2 separate regions of the Homo sapiens genome follow, and region 1 is linked to region 2. Evidence: chromatin loops called from intact Hi-C (ENCODE). Cell type or tissue: pancreas. All regions are shown on one strand.

Evidence for each region. Hi-C counts contacts between places; a loop is a spot of excess contacts. Peaks named below come from ENCODE experiments on the same cell type or tissue, not always from the same donor. Only the 100,000 strongest peaks of a DNase experiment are listed, where the experiment ranks them.
Region 1: a loop joins it to region 2, with 3 times the contacts of the local background. A loop is called at or near these places in 101 of 110 quality-filtered maps.

The regions. Positions count from the first base shown.
Region 1 is chr12:10,323,679-10,326,178 of GRCh38, forward strand. It overlaps KLRD1 (killer cell lectin like receptor D1), which reads left to right. Exons shown (of 6, transcript NM_002262.5): 6 at 1-2,500. Among named protein-coding and RNA genes, the nearest start is that of LINC02617, 13 kb to the right of the region's middle. In pancreas, no CTCF peak of the experiment used is centred here; no DNase peak of the experiment used is centred here.
Region 2 is chr12:10,553,948-10,556,447 of GRCh38, forward strand. All of the region lies in intron 1 of LINC02446 (long intergenic non-protein coding RNA 2446), which reads left to right. Among named protein-coding and RNA genes, the nearest start is that of LINC02446, 1.8 kb to the left of the region's middle. In pancreas, no CTCF peak of the experiment used is centred here; no DNase peak of the experiment used is centred here.

The DNA of each region.
Region 1 (2,500 bases), 230 kb before region 2:
CTCCTCCCCTCACAGATGAATATTCTGTTACTATAGATTTGCCTTTCTATGTTTTATATAGATAGAATCATATAATATGTACATCTGTGTTCTAGATTTTTCATTCAGCATCATAATAGTTTTTATACTCATCTATGTTGATACATGTATCAATAGTTAATTCCCTTTTATTTCTTATTTCTTTCCTTTTTTTTTTTTTTTGAGACTGAGTATTGCTCTGTCACCCAGATTAGAGTGCAGTGGTGTGATCTCAGCTCACTGCAACCTTCACCACCTGGGTTCAAGTTATTCTCATGCCTCAGCCTCCCCAGTAGCCGAGATTACAGATGCCCACCACCACGCCCAGCTAATTTTTGTATTTTTAGTAGAGACGGGGTTTCACCATGTTGACCAGTCTTGTCTTGAACTCCTGACCTCAACTGCTCCACCTGCCTTGACCTCCCAAAGTGCTGGAATTACAGGCGTGAGCCACCACATCCAGCCGATTCCTTTTTACTTCTGAGAGTCTTCTGATCCTTGAGTAAAGTATGTTTCTTGTACCTCAATATGCTTAATTTTTTCCTTCTGGCTTTCGTTTTAGGTTCAGGGTATATATGTAGGCTTCTTATATGAGTACATTGCATGTTGCAGTGGTTTGGTGTACAGATAATTTTGTCATCCTGGTAATCAGCATAGTACCTGACAGGCAGTTTTTCTATCCTCATCCTTCTCCCTCTCCCCCCCAAGTAGGCCCCAGTGTCTATTGTTTCCTTTTTTTGTGTGCCTGTGTACTCCATGGTTAGCTCCCACTTATAAGGGAGAATATGTGGTTTTTGGTTTTCTGTTCTTCCATTGATTTGCTTAGGATAATGGCCTCTAGTTCTATCCATGTTCCTGCAAAGGACATGATTTTTTTCTTTTTTATGTCTGCATAGTATTCCATGGTGTATATGTACCACATTTTCTTTACCTAGTCCATTGTCTCAATATACTTAAGTTATACTCAGTAATGTTTTGTAGTTTTTAATATTCAGGCCTTTTATGTTTTTATGAGATTTCCCCAAAGTAGTCTATTGTTTTTAAAGCTATTATACATTTTATTTTCTAATTTCAAATGTTTTATTTTAAAATTGTAAGTATATATGTATATGTGTGTGTGTGTATATATATATATATATATATATATTCATTTACACAGTTGATTCTAAGTGTATCTTTTATTGTTTAACCTGCCTAAATTCACTTATCCTAGCAGCATTTCTGTAGATTTCATTGGGTTATCTGCATAGATGAATAAAGACAGTTTTTACCTCTTTCTTTTGAAAACTGTGTGCCTTTAATTCTTTTTATCACCTTGTCACAGTGGCCAGAATATTCAACACAAAGTTGAATACAAGTGGTGAGTAAACACCCTTGTTTTGCTATTGATCTTAGAGCATGAATATTCACTTTTTTTACCTTTATACTTAATTTTAGCTGTAGGATTTTCATAAATGACCTTTACTAGGTTGAGAAAGTTCCCTCCTATTCCTAGTCTGATGAGAATTTTTATAAGGAGTACATATGACATATGCTTTTATTAAATGTTTTATTCTGCCTCGATTGAAATCAGATAGTTTTTATTTCCCAGTTATAAACCTCAGTTGTTCATGTTATCTTTTTTACGTATCTTTGCAGATGCTTTGCTAATTTTTTAAAATTTTATTTTATTGAGGTAAATACAACATAAGATCTATCCTCTTAACAAATTTTCAAGTCTACAGTACAGTATTATTAACAATAGGTACAATGTTGTATAGTAGATCTCTATAATTTATTCATCTTGCATAATTGAGGCTTTATGCCCTTTGATTAACGACGTCCCATTTTTTCCTCTCTCCATTCCTGGCAACCACCATTCTATTCTCTGATTTTATAAGCTTGACCACTTTAGATATTTCACGTAAGTGGAATCATATAGTATTTATCCTGTGACTTGTTTATTTCATTTAGCATAATGTCCTCAAGTTTCATCCACATTGTTACATATTGCAGGATTTCATTTTTAAGGCTGGATAATATTCTATTGTATGTGTATGTACACATTGGCTACTGTGACTAGTATAGCAATGGACAGTAGTATACTAATATTTCTTTGAGATTCTTATTTCAATTCTTTTGCATAATTACCCAGAAAGGGGATTGGTGGATCATATGGTAGTTCTATTTTTAATTTTTTGAGAAATCACCATCCTGTTTTCCACAGAAGCAGCACAATTTTTCATTCCCACCAAAGTGTTCAAGGGGTCTAATTACCCCACGTACTTCTCAACACTTGTCTTTCATTTGTTTGATAATAGCCATCCTTATAAGTGAGAGATGATATTTGGTGGTTATAATTTGCATTTCCCTGATGATTAGTGATATTGAGCATCATTTCATATGCCCATTGACCCTTTGTATGTTTTTTATGAAGAAATGACCATTCAAGTCTTTGATACATTTTTTAATTGGGTTACTTGTGTTTTTTTTAATATTGAGT
Region 2 (2,500 bases):
ATAGTTTTCATCTCTGAAAAATTTCATCATATATCAATGCATGTTTTTAAAATTTCCACTGTTTCTTTGACATATTAAAAAATTATTTTAAGTTTCTCACCAATAATTTCAACATCTTGAACACACATATCTTGAGTTTTATCAGCTAGTATTTTTTTTTGGCAATGGGTCCTTTTCTCACTTTTTGTGTGTTTGTCGCTTATAATTCTATTGAATGGCAAACACTGTATGTCAGGCCAGCATGGCGATACCTCTTCTGTAAATCTGTAAAGTTGAAGTGTTGAGCTAGTTTATGTTTCATTGTTCCTGTGGTCACCTTTAGTACACCACAGACTTCAAATGCTCCCAGTGATGTACTGCCACTACCTTACACTTCGTGCAGGGTCTGGGGAGCGGGAGGTTTTTCTTAGTGTTCTGTTCTGATTTCAGCACGCCCTGCACACCTGCAGTGTGAAGAGGTTCTCTCTCTAAACTGTTGCCCCTCCTCTCTTGTGGCTTGTTACGTGAAAATAACGACAGTGTTGGGAGAAATAGAAATTCTAGTTTATCTTGGCCTATTCTCAGTCTTGGGCAAGGCCCTATGTACCTTGGCCTCAGGAGTGTGGTTTCCTCAGCATTCCTCATCGTCCTCCTCAGCAACCAAGCTCTTCTTGTATCTATGGGGAGTCTTGGGCAGGAAAGAATTTCTCCTCTGCTGGCATAGCAGATCTCTGCCTTGTGTCACTGTGGGATCCTTGACCCCAGAGGGTTTCCTGCTCCTCTCTGTTTGAACATCTTTTTTCTTCTCCCCTTCCTTCAACAGCAGAATGTTTTTGACTAGGATCAGTAATGGGGGAGTTTTCTGCCCCTCTTCAAGCAGTAGACTGTTGTTGTGTGTTGCTTGGTGCAAGGCTTGTGGTGGGAGGTATGGTGGTTTCCTTCTCTTTTCTCTGCTACAAAGAAATTTTGCTTTTAGCTTTCTTTTTGCATCACGTTACGTTCTGTAAGACCAGGAGAAAGAGAGAGGTTTATCCTACCCCTCCCCCAAGGGCAGAGAACTTTTGCTTATACTGCTTCTCTAAAAGCACTCAAACTTTGCCTGATTCCTGGGAGCAGGAGGGTTTGTTGGCCCTCCCTAAGTATCTTAAAGGTTTTGCTTCAAGTGAGAAAAGGCACTGGGAAATGCTGAGGTTTCATGCCTAGACGTCGCCATGGCTAAGGGGCTTTCTCTGGCTCTGCCCTGCCCCAGGCCTTCTAATGAGCTCCCACTTGAGGCCTGTGGAAAAGACCTGGAGACTCCCCTTGCAGCTAGGACTCTCAGTGACACATGAAAGCCCAACTGAGCTTAAGACTTTGTTCAAAATTTAGTGTTTTTATTTTACTTTTATGGCTGCCATCTTTTCCTCTTATGCTCTGCCAAAAATGAAACCGTCTATGAGTCCCATCTCTCCTTAGCGGTGCATGTCCCGCTTGGAGTTCAATTTAAGTGGTTGCCTTGTGACCTCAGCACTCTGATGTCCTCAGATAAAGTTATACTTTTATACATTATCTGAATTTTTCTTGTTGTCAGGTGAGAGCGATTATCTCTGTGGCTTTTTGTTTTCTAAGCACAAGTCCGTACAAGATGTTTTTTTTTTTAACTCAACTGGTTCAGTTTCTGTTAATACATTATTTTTGAGTTAGCATTATAATATTGCTTTGCTGGAATAAAGTCCTTTGTAAAAATATATTTCTGGATGATTTTCAATGAGGGCACTCTACTAAGTGAATTGTAGGCTATACTTTATATAATTTTATTTCATATGCTTATAAAATAAGAAGAATCCATGACACCTTTTAACTTAAAAATTGAATCAAAATAAAATCAGGCATAGAAAATTAATAGTGATGATCTTAAATTGATTTAAATACAATTGATACTATTAATCTGAAAATGACTAATTTTATATGAATATCCACATAAAGACAATAAAAATAATGATAAAATTAATAAATTTGGACATTGAGGAAAGAGACATGAAAATATCGAAGTCTTCACATTTTCATACCAGAGAAACAATCTTTACTACAAGTAAAACATATTTTTAAAAGAATAAAAGTCTAGTGACTTCAAAATCTTTATAAAAATAGTATTTCTCTTAATCTTAAAAGGGAAAACTTAGGAAATAGTGTCTTATGTTAAAGAAACATTAATTCTAAATATTAATTCATTTAGTTTAATTTTCTGCCTTATTTTCTACTAGATCCTGCTAATGTAAAATTTAATAGTTTTTTTACAATTAAAGCACAATATGTATAGTATAATCCTATTTTACTAAATGCTTTTCTGTCCTAATATTCTACTTATTCATCTGTATATATATCCAACTATAATACATTAATAGATTGTATAATCACAATGACTATTTCTTGGTTACATATAACATTTTGGATTAAAAAAAAACTTTTTCCTGTATAATTACCTGCAATTTTTCGTATAGAATCTATAATGTATTTTAAGAAGCAATTGTTTGTTTAATTA